Linked DNA regions of Homo sapiens: region 1 is linked to region 2. The links are chromatin loops, found by intact Hi-C in ENCODE. Cell type or tissue: GM12878. All regions are shown on one strand. Links, peaks and the distances in the headings refer to the core of each region. The heading gives the core; the rest is flanking DNA.

Region 1 (12,318 bases), core at 1,686-9,685, 180 kb before region 2:
CATGCCTCTAACAGTACACATCTGCCTTCTTCATTCCTTAAGGGCAAGGGCTGTGTTTTTGTTGCCTTTTCGTCTGGAGTCTAGCAGAGTTCCTGACATACAGTAAGCACTCTCTTCATGTTAACTTCTATCATCATCATCAGCAGCAGAATCTTCTGCGTTAACTTCCGAATCTACCTCTTTCTCCTTTACAACCCACAGCCCCAGGTCTTTATGGTAATAGCCTTACTGGTATTCTTGCTATTAGTATCTGCCTTTCATATTGCTGCCAGAGTAATCCTTCCAAACATGTAAATTTGATCATTTCACTTTTTTTTTTTTTTTTTTGAGATGGAGTCTTGCTCTGTTGCCCAGGCTGGAGCGCACTGGCAGGATCTCGGCTCACTGCAAGTTCTGCCTCCCGGGTTCACGCCATTCTCCTGCCTCAGCCTCCCGAGTAGCGGGGACTACAGGCGCCCGCCACCACACCCGGCTAATTTTTTGTATTTTTAGTAGAGACGGGGTTTCACTGTGTTAGCCAGGATGGTCTCAATTTCCCAACCTCATGATCCGCCCGCCTTGGCCTCCAAAAGTGCTGGGATTACAGGCATGAGCCACCGCGCCTGGCCAATCATTTTACTTCTTAATTCAAAGGTCTTTGATAGATCCCCATTGCCTGTAGAACAATTCTTAACAGTGGATACAACCCCATTCATATAACTTCCTAGAATCCAGCCTCATCTCTTGCTACACTCCAGCTGTACATTATACTGTAGAAATATTGAACTACTTCTATCTGTAGCCCAGAATTATTGTTGCCTCTATACTTGGAAAGTTCTCCATTTGCCTGTCTTCCAGGAAAACTAAATTTGATTCAATTCTATGAATTTTTACTGAGCGCTCTTCTATGCACTAAAACACAGTAGGAAACAATACACAGTTCCTCCTTTCAATGCCTTACATTCTACCAGGTGAGACAAAATAAGTCTTAACTTAAAAGCTACTTCTATAAAGCCTTTTGTGACTTTCCTTCTATTTCCTATGTTCTAATTACATTTGTACATACTGCCATTATAGTATTTTTTTAAAACTCAATATTTTCATGTATTTATTTCTGAAACTTTTTGTTAAAGTATAACATGTAAATGTGACTCTTCATAAGTCTTCAATGTGATTATACTTGGGTAATTACCATCCAGATCAAGATTTAGAGCATTTCCAACACCTCAGAAGGCACTCTTTCCCATTCTATGTACACCCCTCACCCAAGATAACCATTGTTCTGACTTCTATTAGCACAGATTAGTTTTGCATGTTCTTAAGTATATAAATAGAATCACACAGTATGTCATCTCTTGTGATAAGATTCTGTTGCTCTACCTCATGACCAGGATTAATCCATGCTGTGTGTAATACAGTCATAAAACAGAACACAATACTGGAGGGGAAATGAATGAACTACAGTTCTATGTATCAATATAGATACAATCTCAAAAATATAAACATCGGCAGGAAACATGATTCTATTCACATAAAGTAACAATGAGGCAAGAGAAGAAGATAAACAACATTGTTTATGGATAAATTCCTGTGTAATAAAACAATAAAGAAAAGCATGGGAACATTTAATATAACTACCAGCGTGATGGATACATCTACAGGGCAAGAAGGAAGATGTTCACTTTATTATTCTTCTTTGAACTGAGCCTTTTTTTTTTTTCAGTTGGTCTCACTCTGTCGCCCAGGAAGGAGTGCAGTGGTGCGATGTCGGCTCACTGCAACCTCTGCCTCCCGGGTTCATGCAATTCTCCTGTCTCAGCCTCCTGAGTAGCTGGGATTACAGGTGCCCGCCACCACACTCAGCTAATTTTTGCATTTTTAGTAGAGACAGGGTTTCGTCATGTTGGCCAGGCTGGTCTTGAACTCCTGATCTCAAGTGATCCTCCTGCTTCGGCTTCCCAAAGTGCTGGGATTACAAGTGTGAACCACCACACCCGGACTAAACTGAGCATATTACTTTGTTATACTAATACGGGAATTACAGCATTTATTCTTACAAAATACTTACTTGCCTGCATAGCTTCACTGCAAGCTCCCTGCAAAGAGACTGGTTTTTCATTTTTGTGTCCCTAGTACTTAATGATGCAAACAGATTCCTGCATGAATACATTCAACAGATATATATGTCAGTTACTGTGCTAGATTCCAGGGATACAATTGTGAGCAGAAAACACAATTTTGCTTTCATGAAGTTTATAGTACACTAAAGGTAGGAGGAAAAGGCAAAGAGACAATACAATCAGGTATATAATTATAAATTACAAGGATTATTTTGAAGGAAAAAAACCTGACGCTAGAAGAAAATATAATAGAGGAATATGATATAGTTTGAGGAAGGATTCCCTAAAGAAGTAGATTTGGACTGGGATGTGAACCCTGATTATGAGTTAAGAAAGTGGCCGGGCGCGGTGGCTCACGCCTGTAATCCCAGCACTTTGGGAGGCTGAGGTGGGCGGATCACGAGGTCAGGAGATTGAGACCATCCTGGCTAACACAGTGAAACCCCATCTCTACTAAAAAAATACAAAAAATTAGCCGGGCCTGGTGGCGGGCACCTGTGGTCCCAGCTACTCAGGAGGCTGAGGCAGGAGAATGGCGTGAACCCGGGAGGCAGAGCTTGCAGTGAGCTGAGATCGCGCCACTGCACTCCAGCCTGGGCGACAGAGCAAGACTCTGTCTCAAAAAAAAAAAAAAAAAGTTAAGAAAGTAAATGAGGATAGTGAAGAGAGGGATTGTTTTAGGCAGTAAGAGCAATATGTAAAAAGACCCTTGTGTAGTGGGGGAAATAGATGAGAATAGAGATAGGCTGGTAACAGCCGAAAAGTGGAAACAACCCAAATGCCCATCAACTTTTGAATGGGTAAACAAAATATGGTATATCCATATCAATATGACTATTATTCAGGTACAAAAAAAAATAAAGTACTATTACTAATATATGCTACAACATGAATGAACCTTGAAAACATGCAAAGTGAAACAGTCTAGACACAAATGGGCCACATATTGTATGATTCCATTTATATGAAATGACCATTAAGAGGAAAATTCAGAGACAGAAAGCAGATTAGTGGTTGCCAGGAACTAGGGAGTAGGGAGAACACAAAATGACAGCCAATGGGGTATAGAGCTTTTTTGGGGGATAACAGAAATGTTCTGGAATGAGATAGTGGTGATGGTTGTACAACCTAGTAAATATAATAAAACCACTGAATTTTACATTTTAAAACGGTGAGTTTTATGGTATGTGAATTATATCTAATTTTTTTTAAAAAGAAGTGGGCAGAGAGGCTGGGTGCGGGTGGCTCATGCCTGTAATCTCAGCACTTTGGGAGGCCGAGGCGGGCGGATCACGAGGTCAGGAGATTGAGACCATCCTGGCTAACGCGGTGAATCCCCATCTCTACTAACAATACAAAAAATTAGCCGGGTATGGTGGCGGGCACCTGTAGTCCCAGCTACTCAGGAGGCTGAGGCAGGAGAACGGCGTGAACCTGGGAGGTGGAGCTTGCAGTGAGCCGAGATCGCACCACTGCACTCCAGCCTGGGCAACAGAGCAAGACTCTGTCTCAAAAAAAAAAAAAAAGAAGTGGGCAGAGAACAGAGCATATAAGGCCTTTGGAATTATCTTGAGGTTTTCCAATTTTATCCTAAGGGCGATAAGAAGCCACTGAAGGTTTTATGTAGGGTACAATGTAGATGCTCCAAAATTACTTTCTGAACAAATGAAAATAATTACAGATAAATAACACTGGTACTCTGTCCTTAAGACTGATAGATCTTTGCCTTTTAATTTGAAACTATAATTTATCATTCTGTTTCCTAGAAAATACCTTCAGGTTGACCTAAGCTTTTGTTCAGAAACGGTTACTCCTCTCCAGAGGCTATTTTTCAGATGTGCTATCTTACCTGTAGTTATGTCTTGATGTCTCATTGAAAGATAATCCATGAGGACTAACCAGGGCTGGGATTCCAATACATAGGATCAGAATAACTGTGGCACATGTATCTTAATGGAGAGCCCTGAAGAGGAACTCTTCTTGCCAAATAATACATATTTCCAATTATGCTGACAGATGATAAATTACAATATCCATAAATGGGGGGTTATTCTGATTTCCAAAATGATAGTGCTGGCATGGAATTTCAGAAGCCCTGCAAACTTTCTCTGTTCTTGGCAGGGTTAAAGGCTATAAACTATATACCCCATGAGCATAAGGCCTGCTTACAGAAGTCAGGATGCTCTGACCAGTCATCCTCACTCCAGAGACCAGCAGTGCTTCTGTGTACCCAAGGTTCATCCTTTGACCAACACTTCTCCTTGGTGCTTTAATGGTTTTATTATAGTAACATTAAAAGATATTTCTATAAATTGGTAAACAAAACAAAAATAAAACCCAGTTATCCTTTCCTTCAAAACTGATAGGTAATAATATTAAGGCTTTGTCCAGTGATTCATCTTATATGAAAAACATGGTTTTAATGATATACACACATATATACATATGCTACTACCTTTCATATAGATTTTCTTTGAAATCAATTTAAAATAGTATACCTGGGGTATCACTTAGGTGGCTGGTCTTCTCAGACTCCAGATGTCTCCTCCTCATTGTCAGCACTAAGTTAATACTTGAACTGTCCAGTGTAGCCATGTCAAAATCAGTGTTAACAGTCTACCTACTCCCTTCAAAAACCTTATGAGAGACGGAGCTGCATTCCAATGTTTATTATCTTCACCTACAGACTTTCTCCCTCTTGGATCATGTTAGAATGGTTTCATTTAATTTAATTTGGCTTTAAGTTATTTATATCAGGAATAAAAATCGGATTAGAACTGTGCAGAAAAGCTAGTTGGCATTTAGGTTTTGCCACCTCAGTTAATTTTTTAGAGTATGTGTCTGAGAAAGAAAGAGAAAAACACTGAGAGGGACAGAGACAAAAAGATGAATCTTTGTCTTAATTTTTTGAGGGTAGAGAGTATTTGTCCCATTTCCTTACTTCTTTGTGTGCCTTGCACAAAGTGGAACTTTAGGCAAAATTATCCTCCTTTAAGACACCACAGAATACAAGAAGCATCGAAGATATAAAAAACATTAAAAGACTAGAAAAAAGCCCAAATGTTAGAATCAATGAAATACGGTATGTTTTGACTAGTTAATTTAATAAGAAAACAAATAAAATGGCTTAACATGCAATTAAGTCAGAAATTATAAAGCCATGTCTGAAAATAGAGTTCAGCAAACTCCACACTATGTTATTTGTGATAAAGAAGCAAAATTCTTAGGCTTAAGTGATTTATTGGATGAAGTTTAAACACACACATTGGTTATGCTAGGTACAACACGACCAAATACACACAAGTGAGACCTGACCCTCATTATTACAGGAATAGGGGACTGGGCTCAGAAAAAGACTTGTCTGTGGCCAGGGACTATTTTAATCTGTGACTAAGCACCTCAGTGATGGAATATCATCTTTATTGTATTTTGTGACATGATTACATCAGCCTGAGAACCACAATCAACAGTCATCAGAATACCAGTAAAATGAACCCAACTTGCTGTTTCAAAGTGGTTTGAAAAAGAAAACTAGAGGGAGGTACTTGATAAATGACTGATAAAGCAAGAAAACTCACTAAAGCCACAAATGGCTAAGAATGTTGAACAGATAATACATATACCACTTCCTTTCTTAACCCCAAAATTAATGCTAACAGTGCTCACCACCTCAAGTTTTTAACCAACAATAAATATTACAGAATCTAAGAACACTACCAAAACCTAACAGTCTACAATCCAGTGAGTAAAAATACTTACAATTCTAATGTATGAAAATTGTCTTTTATCTAAAAGCCCTACAATAAAAGGTAATGGAAAAATATCATGTGTTATAGAAAACTGCATTTAAAACTAAGATAACAAATAATCATGTGTTCACATTTTAACCTGGTTGGTTTTAAAAAATCAAAGCTACTTTAGTGGCATTTTAGAATTCTTTCCTCAAGGTCAAATTTTTTTCAACCTCACTTAAAAACTATTGCTAGCACTCTCATGGCTCTCTCCAAGATTAATGGAGCCACTGGTTTCTTCTGTGCATTACTTTCACTCCCCTTTTCATAAAAGTCCATCCCTGTGAAATGCCACTGTCTGCTGCCACAGCCTGCCGACATCCCACTCACATACAAAGCCTGGTGAGATGCGAATTCTTCTATGAAGAAAAGACTTCCATGAAGAAAGGCCGCTGAACCTCTCCTTTCTCACTCATTTAACACCAATTTTGGGGTTAGGTATACAAAATGGGACAAAACATACCCCTAACCCCCACTGCCCTCATATTTGCCTTTGGAACCCAACCACAACATTGTGAGAAAGGCAATACCAAGAAGCCAAGTGCAGAAGCTCCAGCTGACAGCCTCGGGAAGGTCTGAGTCAATAGGCAGCATTAATGAGAAACGTGAGATAGCAAGCCCTCAGAATTCAACCTTCACATTTGAGTTTCTCTAGCTGATGTGAGTGGTACGGAGATAAGTTATCCCTACTGACCCCCCTGCCCAAAGTATAGACTTGAAGGCAAACTAAATGCTGTTGTTTTAAGCCACTGAGCCTTACAGTCATTTGTCATGCAGAGTAACACTATAAGTAACTGGAACAGGTCAAAATATAAAAATCAATCATATGTTTATATATTAATAAAAAGAACTGAAAGGAAAAATTAAAACCTAAATGTTACAGTAACATTGAGAAATATGAAATGCTTAGGAATAAATTTAACAAAATACGTGAAGACTGCTGAAGTAGACAGAACTATAAAATGATCCCAGTGACCCTTGCCCTTGTATAATCCCCTTTCCTTTGAGTGTCAGTAGAACATAATCACTCTTGTGATTATGCTACGTTAAATGGCAAAAGGGAGATTATCTGCGATTACCTAATCACATGAATCTTTAAAAGCAGAGTTTTCTCTAGCTAGTAGCAAAAAAGTCAGAAATTCAAAACATGAACAGGACTGGACACACTACTGCTGGCTTGGTAATGGAGAATTATGTACAAAGGACCTGAGAGCACCTCTAGGAGCTGAGAATGACCCCAGCCTACAGCCAGCAAGAAAACAGAGTTAAGTCCTACAACCAGAAGGAACTGGGTTTTGCCAACAACCTGAATGACCCTGGAAGGAGATTCTTCCCCAGAATCTCCAGATAAGAATGCAGCCAAGGTGACATTTGGATTTTGGCCTTGTGAAACCCTAAGCAGAGAACCTGGCTAAGCCTACTTGGACTTCTGACCTACAGAACTGTGAGATAATAAATGGAGGTAGTTTAAAACGTCTAAGTTTGTGGTGATTTGTTACATAGCAACGGAAATCAAATATAACTGCAAAGGAACGAGAGATAAAAGTTTGGGAGGATAGAAATATTCTAGATATTGATTGCAATTATGATAGTGACAATATGGTTATACATATTTGTCAAAACTCAACCAACCCTATTTTAAAATAGATGCATCTTATTGTATATTAATTGTACCTCAATAAAATTGATTTAAAAAGAGTTAATCTCTTTAAAATTTTCTTCTTATGCCTCTTGTCACCCTATACAATACTCTCGTTAATAGTTTTATGTATTCTCTGCTTCAGTACCCCTCATCTATTGTTGATTCTCCAGCCCAAGACATTAAATTAAACTCTGAAATGAGAATATTCAATTACCTGTTAGACCTGTCCACTGAAGGATGTGAACTGATTACCATGTTTTGATTTATATTTTTATGAGTTTACCTCAAAAAACTCTAAAATTAAGATCATCTAGGTAAAGCTTAGACCTCTATAAGAAATTTGGTAGTTGGAAAATCCTGTCTTAGAACATTTCTTTCCAAACTATATTTCAAGGTGCCCTAGTATTCAGCCTGATGCCTTAGGAACCATGGGAAAGTAGAGGATGTCACAGGCAGGTATAGGGAGTGGGGAAAACACACAAAGAGGAAACAGGCTCACAAACTTTAACCAAATAACTTCCCTTTTATCTGCTTTATATATAAAGATTCCATGTAGGAGTTTGTTTTAAAAAGTTGTTCAACTGCTAAAAATATTTCGAAATAATTACTTTAGAAGTTTGGTAAAGACTTACAAGAAGCATCCTAATTTTATCTTTCTGAGTCACAGGGAACCAATCATAAAATAACCAATGTAGCAGGGAAAGAATCTATTACCCCATATTCCATAAGCCCCTTGTGGGCGGCACCAGAGAATAACCTTGTTTCTGGCTCAATGACAGTATGGATCACATCCAATTCATCTCTGTATCACCAAGTGCCTATCACCTAGTACAAACTCAAATGCTTCCCGAGCTTCAAATGATATGCAAACAATGCTGAAAGGTACAATAAAAGGATTGTAAGCTGGCACTCTTTTGTACAGCTTCTAATGCATACCACTTCTAGGTATATTCCCTTAAGAATCTCTAGCACAAGTGAGCCAGGGAGAATGTACAAGACTGTTGATAACAGCACTGTTTGTAACAGTAAAACAATAAACAACTAAAATTTCCATTAAGAAAATGGGTAAGTTATGGCCGGGCGCGGTGGCTCATGCCTATAATCCCAGCACCTTGGAGGCCAAGGCAGGCGGATCACCTGAGGTCAGGAGTTCAAGACCAGCCTGACCAACATGGAGAAACCCCGTCTCTACTAAAAATACAAAATTAGCTGGGTGTGGTGGCATGTGCCTGTAATCCCAGCTACTCAGGAGGCTGAGGCAGGAGAATCACTTGAACCCAGGAGGCAGAGGTTGTGGTGAGACGAGATCGTGCCATTGCACTCCAGCCTGGGCAACAAGAGGAAAGCTCCATCTCAAAAAAAAAAGAAAGAAAAGAAAAGAAAAGAAAATGGGTAAGTTATTTATGATATATATATACAATGAAATACTATATAGCAAAGATAACAAAGAAAGTTAAAAATTCATACAAATGAATCTCAACAAATACAATGTTGAGTGAGAAAAATGCAAGTTGCATAATATCACAGGGCATGATACTATCTAAGACAACACTATCTATTGTCAGAGTGGTAGTTACAATCTGTTGAACATAAGGGAGATGTTTTGGGAGGGGTCACCTGGGAGATTTCCACTGTACTGAGAGTGTTTCATTTTTGAAGCTTGGTGGTTGGGTAAATGGGTACTCATTTTATTATTTTCAGCATATTTATATAGTTAGAACATTCATAACACAGTTTTTAAAGTTCTATACCAAGGGTGGGCAAACTAAGGCCTGTAGGCCAAATCCAGCCCATCATCCAGCTTTGTAAGTAAAGTTTTACTGGAACATAGCCACATTCATGGCTGCACTGCAACAGCTGAACTGAGTAACCACAACACAGAAGCCTATTTATTATCTGTCCCTTTACAAGAAATGTTTGCCAACCTCTGTTCTTTAACAAGATATAAGTAAAGACCTAGAGTGCAAATGAAGGAGCAATTAATTGTGAAATAATCAAATATAACCAAGTGGTTACTGGGAAAAATGACCAGCAGAGTTGATAACAGACAGGTAAGGGCGGGGGGCGGGATGGAAGAAAACAAAGTTTTGGTCCATTTTCTGTTGCTATAACAGAATACCACAAACTGGGTAATTATAAACAACAGACGTTTATTTGGTTCATGGTTCTCGGGACTGGGAAGTCCAGGTGTAGGGGCCTGTATCTGGCAAGGGCCTTCACGCTGTATCATCCCATGGTAGAAAGCAGAAGAGCAACAGAACACAAGAGGGAAAGTGGAAAGGGGCCAAACTTTTCCTTTTATCAGGAACCCACTCCTGTAATAAATAACTCACTCTCACAACAATGGCAATAATCCATTCATAAGGGCTCTGCCCTCATGACCTAATGACCTTTTAAAAGTCCCACTTCTCAGTATTGTTGCATTGGGAATTAGGTTTCCAACACATGAACTTTAGAGGACACATTCAAACCATAACAAGTAAAAACAAAATAAGCTTTAGAGCACTGCTGTTCAACAGAGTTTTCTAAGATGGCAAAAATGTTCTATATCTGCACTGTCCAACATGGTAGACACTAGTCACATGTGGCCTTTAAGCATTTGAAATATGGCTACTGGGACTGAGAAACAGAATTTTAAAATGCATTTATTTTTAGTTACTTTCAGTATTCACAAGTACCAGTGGTAAAGGCACAAATATGAATAATTAAAGGGCAGGCTGCAGACAGATTTGAGAATCATATGGTATTTATGGGAACTGAGTCAAATGATTACTCTCTCCAAGAAAGAGGGCATTAAAAAAAAAAGGATATAAAGCAAGAGAAGCAGAGATTTAACAGAATTAAAGCAGAATTAAGCAGAATTTAATAGAATTGAAGACTTCCATGCTAATTAATTAAGTAAACAGACATTAGGTGAATCAGAGGTACAAGAGCTAGAGACGACAGAGAAACCAGAAGAGCCACAACTCAAAATAAAAAAGATGAGTTATATACGCCTACATATGAATGAGGAAGATTTTTGGAATTAATGCTTAGCCAGAAAAACCGAAAAAGAACTTGGCTTTCTGTTCCTGGCTTATTTCACTTAACATAATGTCCTCTAGGGTCATCCATGTTATTGCAAATGACAGGATTTCAATCTTCTTTATGGCTGAATAATATTTCATTGTGTATATATACTACATTTTCTTTATCCATTTATCCACTGACGGACATTTAGGTTGATTCCACATCTTAGCTATTGTGAATAGTGCTATAAGACATCTCTTCAACATACTGATTTCCATTCATTTGGATATATATCCAGCAGTAGAGAGTAGATTGGTGGTTACCAGAGGTTGGGAAGGATAGGAAGGTGGGGCCAATGAGAGGTTGGTTAATGGGTATAAAATTACAGTCAGATAGAAGGAATACATTCTACTGTTTAATAGCACAGCAGGGTGACTATAGTTAACAATAATTTATGGTATATTCTAAAACAGGTAGGAGAGAAGATTTGGAAATGTTCTCAACACTCCATGATATATAATAAATATTTGAGATGATGGATATCTCAATTACCCCCATTTGATCCTTACACATTGTACGCATGCATCAAAATATCACACATACACTATAAATATATAGTTATTATGTATCAATTTTAGAAAGGATTTGTATATTAATGTTTTTCTCTTCATTTGATCAAAAAAAGTCTGCAAAAGATAAGTCAAATTATATTTTCTAGATTTCTGCCATACAGAAAGATGTTTATCTTTTATTACTTCACCAAATTATCAACTAGTCAATGTATGTTTGGCTTCCACTGAAGAAATATTTGTCTAGAAATAAATCCTATTAAGAATTACTAAGCTTTTAAAAAATCTTCCATTAAATTGACGTTTGTTCTCTTTTCTACTATGACACACTGTATCTCATTCTTCCTCATCCAAACCACAAAGAAAATATTTCACAAGCTTCTAAAAAATGTTAGTTCATATATTGCACAAGAACATGCTATGAAAAAGGAACATGTGAGGAACAAATTATCTCACCACAAACCAGCTGAGTTGATTTCTGTAGATTTGATGAAATCAGTTATCTGATTTCCAGGGTCTAGCAATAGTTTTTTGTTTGTTTGTTTTAGTTTAGAGTTTAAAGAAATCTGCCTAATAATATACAGACAGAGAAAGATATATTCAGTATCTGCTCTAGTAACTACTGGCATAAGAAATAAATAGTATTTCTTGGGGAATCTGTCCAAATACTTGTATTTAGATATCAACATGAACTTATTCTTTTTATTTCCTTTTTTTAAGAGATGAGGTCTCACTTTGTCACCCAGGCTGGAGTGCTGTGGCAGGATCATAGCTCACTGTAGCCTTCAATTCCTGGGCTCAAGTTATCTTCCCACTTCAGCCTCCTGAGTAGCTGGGACTACAAGCACGTGCTAATTTTTAAATTTTTTTGTAGAGACAAAGTCTCACTATGCTGCCCAGGCTGGTCTCAAACGCTTGGACTCAAGTGATCCTCCCACCCCCGCCTTCCAAAGTGCTGGGATGACAGGTGTAAGCCACTGTGCCAGGCCTGATCTTATTCTTCAGAATAATTAGGCTGGGGAAAAGAAAACTGGAGGAATCACATTACCTAACTTCAAATTATACTACAGAGCTATAGTAACCAAAACAGTATGGTACTGGCATAAAAATAGACTCACAGACCAATGGAACAGAAGACAGAACCCAGAATCAAATCCATACATCTACAGTGAACTCATTTTCAACAATGGTGCTAAGAACATACACTG
Region 2 (12,318 bases), core at 2,144-10,143:
GGTCTATGGACCCCATCCCCATTCATCTCCTTCCTACCCCTAGTCACCTTTCCCTACCCATGCCTTTGCTCCCTGAGCTAATTCCCTCAACACCAGCCTCCTGCCAGCCTGATGTGAGAGTGTGCCAGTCTCTTCCACTATCAGCTCTCAGGACAGAATCCCAGCACAGGTAAATGAGACTTCAAGATTGGTGGCCACCAGAAGAGAGCAGGGGCTCTCCTTAAGACACATAGTGAGTTTGTTCAAGGCACTAGGCCTTGAATTCCATAGTATCACTCAACAAGCCCTTATCCTGGGCTTAGTCATAAGCAGGTCTCTGAGGTGAGGAGCTGCCCACCAGGAGCTCCCAATCTCAATACAGAGACCAAGGTCACAGCAGTGAAACATGCAGGGCCAGGAGGGTCATAGGGACCCAGATCCTACCAGGTGGTAGCAGAGATCTAAGGCCAGAGGCAAGTCCCTAAGAAGCAGGCACTGGGACCAGGAATTATCTTGTCAAGTGTTGCCCCTACCAGGGAATATTACAACTTTGGGTGGCAGGGGTGGGGGTGTACGGTAAATGAGCAGTCAGTCCCAGGGCTATGGTAGGAGCTGATAGGCACATGGTTTTAACATTACAAGGCAGGAAACCACGGTGCTAATTCTATCTCTGCCAGGTACTCACTGAGTGTGACCTCTAGCGCATCACTGTCCTCTCAACCTTGGTTTCTACATCTATAAAATAGGAATAATAAATTCCATCCTGTCTTCCTCTTGGAGGGCTGTGCAGGTTAAATGAAATAACAGGTAAATGGTCTGCAAGGGCTGAGGAGCCACATAAACAAGTAACTGCTGATCCTAGGACACATCAGGGAAGGTTGAGTGACCACCTGTATTGAACGCTGATCAGCACCTTCCGCCATGAGCTGCACTGTGATTAGGCACCAATGAGTAAAATACTTTTGGTGGAGGGATGAGGTTACAGGGGTCTGAGGTCAAGCAAACCTGGGTTAGATGTCTATTTCTCCTCTGCCAAGCTTAGAGTTTTTGATCAAGTCTTGAAACCTCTTTTCAGCCAGGTTTCCTTGTCTATAAAGGAGAGATAATGGCTCTTTGCAGGGTTGCAGTGGGAATCAAATGGGAATGTTTATGTAAAGTGCCTGCAACTGTGCTGGCCCACAAGTGTGTTTCCTTTGTTGAGTTTTCCTTCAGTTTCCCGTCATTTTGTTATGGCTTTATTTGTAAGTTAAAAAATAAACCACAAAAAGAGGAATTTCCATGGGGGAGATTGAGCCCCACTAGAATCTTAGTTCTGCTCCTTACTCATTGTGAGGACCTGGAAAGTCCCTGCCTCTCCCTTAGCCCGGGTTTTCTCATCTGTAACACCAGGGGTTCCACCAGGGAGTTTCTCCAGAGCCTAGCCTGGGAGGTATGGGATGCTACCAAGTCTGTGAGCCCCTTTCAGGGAAAGGACCCTTCAGGCTGAGCTGGGTAAGGAGGGCCAGGCAGGGATCAGGGGAGAGAGAGGAGAGTTGTGGGAGAGGGACAGCAGGATGCAGAGGTGGCAGTTCTGTCACCACCATGGGCTGGCCTGTGAAGGGAGCAGGCCCTGTTCAGGATGCCTGCCTGCCTGTTTTCCCACAGCCTGCTGAGTTAATGCCAAAACAAAATACACTTGCTTGCTCCCTGCCCGAGGGCAGCAGGCCAAAATAAGTGTCCTGGAGGGCTGGCAGACACCCTGGCATCCCGCCTGTCCTCCGTGGGCATCCGCCCTTCCCCTGTCTGCGGCACCACCCTCAGCCAAAGCTGGCCTAGGGTGTGGAGAGGAGCCTCCCCAGGGTCTGCACTCCTCCTCCCATTTGCAGCCTTCGTAAGTGGACACTTCCAACCCCTACACCTGCCTGTCCTCCCAGTCCAGCCTTGGCCCGAGATGTGATCTAATTCTCACTATGCTGCTGTGGGCAGAGCACATGGCATCAGAATGCTAGGAGCTGCTGTCGGGCGCCATGGGAGGGAATTCCCCAACTCAGGAAAGCTCTTCCAGCGGAAAGGAGCAGGTGGCGAGCCTCCCTGAAGAGACAGACACTGCCAACGCTACAGGCAGAGCCAATCGTGGGGTAAGAAGTGTCAAATCTACCACCCCCGGCCTTCTGTCTGATGCTTGTCTACACTGTGTACATTAATAATAATAGCTCATGCTTTATAATAGTTACTATGTGGCAGACAGCCTTCCAAGCACTTCGCATAAAAAACTAATGTAATTCTCACAACTCTGAGGTAGGTACTATTACTAGCCTCATTTTACAGATGAGGCATTCACAGGTTAGGTATGCCTATGGTCATGCAGCCAGTGGCAAACTGAGATGTATACCCAATTAACCAGGCTACAGGGTCTGTGCTGTTAACTGCTAAACTAATCTGCCACCAAAAAATGATATCCCCCATAAAACCCAGGTCCAAACTTGGAACATGACAAGATGCTTGCCTTAGGACCTTACAATCCAATCATCTTTCCAACTTGCCTAAGCTGAGAATCACCAGGGGGTGCTTGTTTAAAATACATAGTCCTCTGTCCCTAGCCTCCAGCCCCACTCTGAGGATTCACTGAATTTGAAGTGGGAGGAGAGGCAGTGCCTGACATGTGGAAATCGCACCATAAATGCCTGTTAAATGAATGAATGCTTCTGACTTCTCTGAGCCTCTGCTCATCTCTAAAATAGAGTTACAGCTCCCTACCCTCCCCCATTTCCAAGTGTGGCTGTGGGTTAAGCCAGTGTATGTGTCTGCTCCAGCTTTGCTGGGTGTGGGAAATTGTTTATAAGCATACCCGGCTGGCTCCTAATAATAGCTGTAATAATAATAGCTGACATTTCTTGAATGCTTAGGGGGTACCAGGCACAGCTCTGAGGGCTTTGACTGTGTTAACCCATTAATTCTCACAACACTCAATGGTCTTGATTGCAAGAATGGAGCTAAGTCACTTGCCTGAGATCACACAATTAGTAAGAGGTAGGCTATTTGAACACAGATGGTCCTGCCCCAGTGTCTAGAGGTTAACCGCTCCATCACAATTACCAGAGTCACCCAGACCTTCCTCATGGGAACTGGGCTGCCACCATTTAATTGAGCAAATGATTTCTGTACCTGTAGTATTCTAGGAGGGGAGAATGAAAAGTTGAATTAACAGGTACCCTCAATCTAGACGGAGAGGCAAGATATAGAATTCCCTAATGATTGTTTGAGTCTGAGTAATTCCAAAGCACAAAATCAAAGTGCTGTGGTTGTTCTAAGTGGGGGAAGACTGCCTCTGTCTAAAGGAGGGGCCCACGAGGGCTGCATTGGAAGTAGGCCTTGATGCATGGGAGGCAGGCACTCCCTGCGGAGGGACAGAGAGAGCGAAAACCACAAGCTGAATGGGCCTGAGCCACGTTTGGAAACATGGCTCTATCCATATTTCTCTTGGATAGAGAATCCTGTGAAATGAGGTAGATGGTGTAGCCTTGGGTGGCCCTCTTGAATGTCTGCTCACAATTTCCTCCTTCCTTCCTTCCTTCCCTCCCTCCCTCCCTCCCTTCCTTCCTTCCTTCCTTCCTTCCTTCCTTCTGTCTTACTTTCCTGTTTGTTTGATTGAGATGGGGTCTTGCTCTCTCACCCAGGCTGGAGTGCAGTTGTGCAATCACAGTTTGCTTGCAGCCTTGACCCCCTGGGCTCAATCAGTCCTCCCACCGCAGCCTGCTGAGTAACTGGGACTTCAGGTATATGCCACCATGCCTAGCTAATTTTGTTGTAGTTGTTTTTTGTAGAGACAAGGTTTTGCCACATTGCCCAGGCTGGTCTCGAATGCCTGGGCTCAAGCAATTCGCCCAGCTTGACCTCCCAAAGTGCTGGGATTACAGGTGTGAGCCACCGCACCTGGCTCTGCTCCCAATTTTAAAAAGCAGTAGTCCTTTATGGTTTTATCACACTCCACAAATATTGGCTATCTCACTCATCCTATCAATGTCCCCATCCCCGTAGACTTCTGGGAGGAGATCTTGTTTGTGGCACCCAACAGGCACACTAGATGGATGGATTTCAAGGTCTGTAGACCCAGAGGTTTAACAGTAGTGGAACATTAAGTGTGGGCAGCCAGGTCATGGAATACAAGGCCCAGTCAGCAACCTAAGGGAGGATGTGCCCAAGGGCCTGCACAGGCCTGTCCTTTGCTCATATTCAGCCTATAACCTCACCTGCTGTGCTGAGCCTGTGACCGGGGGAGGTTTGTGAGTGAGTGGTCCATAAGGAGAAGATGGGGTGTGTCTGAAAGACAAGATACCCTGGGCTTGGTCACACTAACTCCAGTACCTTTCCTGTCTGCACACTGGGCACTCAGCTTCCAAGTAGATGTGCACTTAGAAGCTGCACATCTCAAACAAACAAACAGGCACATCAGCTTCCAAGCAAGCCTGCTAATAGGCTATTTTGACCATGCACCCACTGCTCAAGACCCTTTTATGGCTGCCCACTGCCCTCCAAATTTAGCCCAAGCTTTTTAACCTGACATTCAAGGTCCTTCACTGTGTGACTCCAGCCAGCCTACATAACCTCATCTCTCAGTCCTACCATTTTAGGTACCCTTTGTTCCAAAGACACAGCATATATGTACACACACACAAACACACACACAACTTTTCCAGCAACTCATCAGGCTCTTTAGCAACTTCATGCATCTGAACATGCTATTCCCTCTGCTTTTAACACCCTTCTCTCTTTTCTCTACAGGGTCAGCTTAGGGTCTTGGTTAAGAGCTTGAGTCAAGTTCCAATTCAGACTGACCAGTTGGACCTTTGGCCCTGCTGCTCTCTAGCTGTGTGGCCTTAACTCCATAATCTGGATGCTGTGTACCTCTCCAACATGAGCTCACAGCATCTCCCCTCCACCGTGTTCTACTATGTTCTGCCCTGGGCCTGTTTACCCTTGGCACAGCTCTGACTCTCTCTGGGCCTGTGTCACTATATATGTTGGGATAATTCGGTACCCTTGAGGCCCACGTGCCTCTGTCACTCTGTATATTGGGATAATTCTGTACCCTTGAGGCCCACATGCCTCTGTCACTCTCTAGTCTGTCACTATCAAGACCAGAACATGCTTTCTAGATGGTACCGGAATTACTCTGAAAGTAAAGCTTCACCTGTTCTCTCTGGGACAGCTGGAAAAACCTCCAAACCAGCACCGATCACAGAGAAGTGACTGCATCAAGGCCAGAGGCATCTTCCAGATATTCCATCTGGGTGAGAATCTTTCAGCCATATCTGGAGACCGTTAGTCTCCATTTGCACCCACACCCACACCCTGCACTGTGCCCTGGGAGGCAGACCTCTGTGGGCTCCCTCATGAGGCCTTCTTGCCAACTGGCTTCCACTTCGGTCTGGACATGATTCCTGACCCCTTTGAGTGCTGGGCCGTAAGACTTTTCCACTGTTGCCAGCCTCTGGGTGGGTGCCTCAACGTCCTTTTTTTTGTTCTCTTACCCTGCCAACACCTCAGTACAGTAGTCCCCTCATTAAAGTCTCTTCATCTGAACCATTAGGGGTGAATTGCTTCCTGCTGGTCCCCAAATACCTGACCCTGCACCTGGAGATGATTGATCTGAATGGGCAGATCCAGGTGGAGGGTCAGGTATTTGGGGACCAGCAGGAAGGAATTCACCCCTCGTGGTTCATAACCCCTACAAAAAATAAAAAATTAGCCAAGCGTGGCAGCACATGCCTGTGGCCCCAGCTACTCACAAGGCTAAGGTGAGAGGATCATTTTAGCCCAGGAGCTCCAGGCTGCAGTGAGCTGTGATGGTGCCCCTGCACTCCAGCTTGGGCAATGAGGCAAGACTCTGTCTCAAAAAAACAAACAAACGAACAAATGAAAAAAACAGACACAATCATGTCAAGATTTGCCCCAGAACAAAGAACTCATCAGCGCAGCCCATGAACAGCCCCTCCCCAAGTTCATGCTTTGGGCCAGGCATACTCAATGCTAGCTTCTCTGGGCACATGAGGGTCTGATTCTGACTTATCAAGAGCTCTTGTGGGCAGAGCCCAATGAGACAGGGGCACCTGCAGCTGCAGTGAGGTGACAGTGAAGTAACAGTGACTAGTTTGGTGAACCAACACTACAGAATAAAACAGGCCTCAAGGCAAAACATGGTCAGACCACTGCTCAGGCAGCATGAGCAGTGCAGGTTGGTGTAGGAGAAGCCAAGGAACTTGAGCTGCTCGGGGCAGCCTCGCTGGAGGGCCTACAGGACCTGGATAGGAACCATGGGATGCTAGAAAGGGTGGGATGGAACACTGGGAGGGGTGGGGAGTAGGGAAGGAATATCTCAGGAGAAAGAGTTAAGGCCTAGCAGAAGGAAGTGGGATCTCTGAGGGCAGGAACAAGAGGCAGGGGCTTGGTCAGGCATAGCCCCTTACCCTGCCCCGTCCTGGAACAGGTCTCCAGCCTGAGGACAGGCCCCTAGCATCCCCCACAAGCCATCCCCCTCCTTCAACTGGAAGTCACCCCAACCCTTTCACTTCCCTTGCTTACGGCACCTGCCCAGACCACAGCCACAGCTGGGCTCAGGTTTCAATTCTTGTTTCCTCCACACCTATGTAGTCTCTTGAAAAGTTTCTATTTCTTGACAGGGGCTAGGCCTGACACCTGACACCCTCAATCCTCTGCCACTGCCTCTTTACAGTTGTTTCTGCCTGGCCCCAGCCCTGTACTTTGGTCCTCTGCCCTCCTAGCAGCCCGAGCAAGACTGCTAATAGGCTATTTTGACCATGCATCCGTGGCTTAAGACCCTTTTATGGCTGCCCACTGCCCTCCAAACACATTCAAGGCCCTTCACTGTGTGATTCCAGCCAGACTATGAAACCTCATCTCTCAGTCCTCCCATTTTAGGTACTCTTTGTTCCTAACATACCGCACATACATACACACGCACAAACACACACAGACAACTTTTCCAGCAACTCATCAGGCTCTTTTTAGCAACATCACACATCTGAATATGCTGTTCCCTCAGCTTTTAACACCCTTCTCCCTTTCTGTACTTGATAAACTCATATTTGCCCTTTAAACCCCAGCTCAAAACCTCTGCTTCTGTGAAGTCTTCCTCCTTCTCCTAAGTCAGAATTAATCTCCCCTCCTCTGGGTCTCCATAACTTTGTTCAGATCTTGATGACAGCAGCAAGCACAAGCAGACTGGTCTTCCAGACTTCTATTTAGCCATGTCCTCTTCTGAATTCCCCTTCCTTTCAAGACTCTGGCCCCAGGTGGACCACTTAATATCTATATGACCTTGGGCAAGTTGCTTAACCTTCCCTGGATCTCTGGATGAATGCTGAATTAATGCTCTATGTCCACAGCTTTTCGGCACCTATACATGCATTGATAATCACAATTAACCAATGATTCTGTAACTATGTCCTACCAGGCTGTGAGTCCCTTGCCAGCAGGGTAACAATCCAGGTTCCTTGTAACCAAATTGTCTCTGTATCCCCAGTGCCCACCATTCCAGAAACCCTTATTGCACAGGCAAATTTAGCCCAAACTCCATTTTTGCAAATGGAGAAACTGGACCCAAAGAGGCACAGAGATTTGCCTAAGGTCATGAACCAGCTTCAGAGTATTCTCCTTTGCCCTCCCTCCAAATCTTTGGGCCAGCATCTCTCCAAAGACTGTCTCTGGCCTAAGCTAGGGCTCTGGACCAGAGAACAGGCCTGCACCAGGCCCCACTTGTCACTGTCCTGTGGACTCTCAGGGTAGAAACTACCAGATGCCCAGACAGTTTTACTTCCCTCCTGGCTGCAGAGACCATGCTGAGAGCAACTGTCAGACCTCAGACACTTCCGTTTCACCCAGAGCCAGGCTTCCTTTTCATATCTTCCTTAGGCAGCAAGCAGACCTTGGGCCACAGCCTCTGCACCAGACCCTGGAGAGTTTTGTTTCTTCTTGGGGGCTCGGCCCAGACAGCCACAGTAGTGAACTCCCCCTGAGGAGCCTAGCAGGAGGTTCGTGGCAGGAAAGTTTGTGGCAGGAAAGCCTGATAACCCACAAACCCTAGAAATTGGAGTCTTGACTTTGATGACACCTCATCTGATCTGTATGGTTGGGGACAGAAAGGCCTCACATAAGGAAACTCCTGGAGAATCATAAGCCCTCAGAGCCCTTGGTAAAACCTGTTCATTTTACGGATGGGGAGACTGAGGCCCAGAAAGGGATTTGCCCAGAGCAGATATGCAATGGTGTACCCAATGCTGATCTTAAAGGTTTTGATCTGTGGTACCTTTAGTTGCTTTTGCCCATTTTCTTTCTTCTCTTTTCTCTTCTATTTTCTTTTCTTTTCTTTGACGGAGTCTCGCTCTGTCACCCAGCCTGGAGTGTAGGGGTGTGACCTCAGCTTACTGCAACTTCCACCTCCTAGGTTCAAGCAATTCCCCTGCCTCAGCGCCCCGAGTAGCTGGGACGACAGCATGCACAACCACACCTGGATAATTTTTGTATTTTTATTTTATTTATTATGATTTTTTAAGATGGAGTCTCGCCCTGTCACCCAGGCTGTAGTGTAGTGCACGATCTTGGCTCACTGCAACCAAGCAATCCGCCCGCCTTGGCCTCCCATAGTGCTGGGATTACAGGCCTGAGCCTCCGCTCTCGGCCTGTTTTCTTTTTCTATTTCCTTTCTACCAGCCTGGCAGATGCCTCCTCTCTCTGCTGCCTTGGTGAATACCTGCCTGCCTGCAGCAGCAACTTCTCACCCCCAACATTGGCTGCCAATTAACCTTTAAACCTTTTACAACCAGATCACCATGGGCTTCATGCTCAAAGTGTAAAGTGAGAATGTAAAGTATGAGTAAATGGATTCACATCAAGGTTCTGGGGATCATCTTAGGTATCTAAAGGCCTTTTATACTTAGAATATGGTTTCTGCAGCAATTCTTCAACAGAGAGAAAAATCCAGAGATAAAAATGGGGTTCAGGCCAGGCACAGTGGCTCATGCCTGTAATCCCAGCACTTTGGGAGGCCGAGGCAGGTGGATCACCTGAGGTCAGGAGTTCGAGACCAGCCTGGCCAACATGGTGAAACCCCATCTCTACTAAAAATACAAAAAATAGCTGGGCGTGGTGGTGTGTGTCTGTAATCCCAGCTACTCGGGAGGCTGAGGCAGGAGAATCGCTTGAACCTGGGAGGTGGAGGTTGCAGTGAGCCGAGATTGAGCTATTGCACTTCAGCCTGGATGACAAGAGGGAAATTCCATCTCAAAAAAAAAAAAAAAAAAAAAAAGAATGGGGTCCAGGAATATGTTTTCACTGCTCTTTGTCAATCCTCTCTCCAGCTCACATTTCACCCACACACACTTGGAGGGTGCCTCTGGAAGGATGACAACAGCTTGCGCCTCCATTTTTCTCACTTTGGTAATTCATTATCATCCCTAAGGCTGGAAAGGGCATTAAAGTTCAGGCAGTTCAATTCCAAGTTCGATTCAGAAATTATTTCCTCCATCCATTCTTCTGCTCCAAAACCTTGACTAACTCATGCCAGATCTAGTGCTTGGTGCTGTGAGATCCAACAGGGTCTTGCCTTCAGGGAACTCACATCTGAGAAGGGAGACAGGTGTGTAAAGAACACCTACAGTGGAGTGTGTAATGTGGTAGAGGGGAGAGTGATCAGGTTTCTCAGGGAAGGAGATGCTCTCCTGGGATCTTGAAGGATGAATTTACCAAGCAGGGAAATGGGGGAAGGGCTCCAAGCAGCTGTCAATATTCATACCACCAGAACTTGCCCTGTCAGTCAGGCCACTTCTTACTCAGACTCCCAGACTTCTGCACAACCCCTTGCCTTTCTCTCAGGCTTTACTCACCCACTGTGTCTGTCAAAAAACGTTCCCAGGCACTTCATCTGTAAAGGTCCTGTACTGGGTCCTGGAGACTCCTGGCCTTGAGGAGCCCACAGCTTGGTGGGGGATGGATGCATAGAGAGCCAATGACCACATAGTGTGAACATGGGAAGGTCAGAACTGAAGAGCCAGCAACAAATGCTATCTGAGCCATCCTTGGGAGGACAGGGGAGACTTTCTGCAGGAGGTGATATATAACCTGACATCTGAGCTATGGAATCTCCTACATCCTCATAGCACTCCTTTAAGGTAGGCCTTATTATTCCCTTTTAGATATGATAAAACTGAAGCCCAGAAAAGGGCAATGCCTTACCCAAGGTCACATGATTAGTGAGCGAGGTAGGTATGCATTCACCCCTGTGTACCCAGCAGCAGAGGTGGAAGTGGCACTATTGGAAGAGCTGGGCCTCAGGGGCTAGGACCAGAGGTGGAATGTTCAGAAGCACGGAGGGAGGAGCAGAAGCTGAGAACCTGGAGCTGATGGAACCTACAGGTTGTGCCATCTCTCCCAGACATACAGTAGAGCAGAGAAGGGACAGGAATATCCAGCAGGGCATCAGCTTGCAGCTTCATATCAGCAGAGCTGGCTCAGTCCTTAGACACCATCCTATCCAGCCCAGGAGAAACAGGTTTGTCCAGGGCAATTGATGAGGATGCATAGTATCACAGTGGCTGACCCTGGGCTAGATAGAATTCAGAGGCTTTGTCCTCCAGCCCAGTGCTCCACCCATTGCCCCAGCTGCCACTACATTGTTCAATCCAATCTACGTTTACTGATGGTGTGCTCTGGATTGGACACTCTTCCAGGCACCATGGAGACCACAGGGATCCTCCCCTTCACTGCTGTCAGGAGCTTTCAGCTGCATGGAGGAAGTCAGGTTGGGCTCCAAGACCTAGACTCCAAGTAGCATGTGGGAAGTGAGACAGCAGCAGGCATGAACACAGTGCTGGGGAGTGGGGTGAGGAGGACCTTAATGGCACAAGTGCCATGAGCAATCCTTAGACTTCAGATCTCCCATCTGTCCCAAGAAGAGACTGGAGTCAACAATCTCTGAGGTCTGCTAGCCTCTACCCTCCTTTGCCTTGCAAGGATTGGGAGGCAGGGCTGGGTCCAGCTTCTGGTAGGCTAGGGGATGGGAGGCAGAGGAAGTGGCTTGAGCTGCTCGAGCCACCCCCGCCTGCCCACCCCGGGGCTGTCCCATTACCGGCAGGGAAATCACAGACTCAGCGCTCAGACATCTGGGAGGTGCTGGGTGGCCTGGGTATTTTTAGAAGGCCAGAGGCAAACATGCCTGGAATCCTGGGTGTTGCTGAGCCAAAGAAGCTGGGAGGCCAGCAGAGGGTGAACCAGAAGAGGTGGCCTCGGCCCGGGTCCTAACTTCACCAAGGTCAGCTGGACTTGCCTTTCCCCAGAGGCTAGTGTTCAGGCCTATGGTGTGCAAGCTCTGGTTCCCCCAACTTGTCACTCACTTCTGCTTCCTTCTGGGCAGTCAGCTGCAGAGCTGTTACAGGGCCTCAGGGAGAACACTTGATCTCTTGATTCATTCAGCCAGTTCTTTCTGTGCTTTCCGTGGTCCAGGTGAGCTGCTGGGCCCTAAGGATACAGAATAGAAAGGAGGCAACCCTGGAGGGGCTCAGATCTGTTGGGTTGGGGGGGGTGGTGGGAAGATGGGAACACAGACAGTGATAACACCTTGAGATCACTTTGGAAGAAGAAGAAGTATGGGCCTGAGGGAGCTCAGAGGGTCCCCATCTCCCAGGATTGCCACAAGGGCCAGCTGATTATCTATGAACAAAAATGTAAGCTGCCCAGCTAGGGGACCAGCTCTGGGTATAACTAAGTTGTGATTATCAGTCCTTTCTAGAGCCATGCCTTTTCCTTTAGCGTGATTTCTGAAAGATAACATCTCAGAAGTGGAATACAAGGTAAGATTATCTTTTCAGCTGCTGACTTATCAACTACCAGAAAAAAATGCCCAGTTTGCACTGACAGCTCTGTCCCTGTCTCCTTCTCCCCATCCTATCCCTTCCAATCCCTCCAGGCAAATCCACACTATCATATTACAGATAAAGACTCAAGGTCCAGAGGGGCAGGTCCAGCCCAGGTCGGCTCTGAGCTATCCGCGACCTGCAGATTCCCAGATGGTTGAAACCACAGGAAGGACGCTCCCAGGCCTGCCTATCAGAGGAAGAGGGCTAGGGCATGGAGTGGGCAGAGGGCAGGAGTCCAGCCCCACACTGGGCCCCATCACAATTGACACTGTAGCTTAAACCCGATCTGTCCCACTCACTCCCCAGGATTGACTGGCCTTTCAGCCCAGGATTTCTCAAACTGGGCTCTTCAGTTTCATGAGTTTCCAGCCTTATTCATGGATGTCTGCAGATATGCTACCTGAATTTTTTAAGTTTTGTACGTTCACTT

Evidence for each region. A loop is a pair of places that touch in the nucleus more often than their neighbours do. Peaks named below come from ENCODE experiments on the same cell type or tissue, not always from the same donor. Only the 100,000 strongest peaks of a DNase experiment are listed, where the experiment ranks them.
Region 1: a loop joins it to region 2, with 1.9 times the contacts of the local background. A loop is called at or near these places in 7 of 110 quality-filtered maps.

The regions. Positions count from the first base shown.
Region 1 is chr11:72,964,481-72,976,798 of GRCh38, forward strand. All of the region lies in intron 8 of FCHSD2 (FCH and double SH3 domains 2), which reads right to left. Among named protein-coding and RNA genes, the nearest start is that of ATG16L2, 160 kb to the left of the region's middle. In GM12878, for the core only: no CTCF peak of the experiment used is centred there; a DNase peak (open chromatin) is centred at 5,651; H3K4me3 peaks cover 739 bases; H3K27ac peaks cover 3,055 bases.
Region 2 is chr11:73,146,524-73,158,841 of GRCh38, forward strand. It overlaps IUR1 (imatinib upregulated ABL suppressing lncRNA 1), which reads right to left. Exons shown (of 4, transcript XR_950294.3): 4 at 9,257-11,490. Among named protein-coding and RNA genes, the nearest start is that of FCHSD2, 10 kb to the left of the region's middle. RefSeq lists enhancers at 6,221-6,330, 6,571-6,790, 7,401-7,450, 7,921-8,160, 10,214-10,303 and 3 more. In GM12878, for the core only: no CTCF peak of the experiment used is centred there; DNase peaks (open chromatin) are centred at 6,118, 6,608 and 7,838; H3K4me3 peaks cover 1,437 bases; H3K27ac peaks cover 7,252 bases.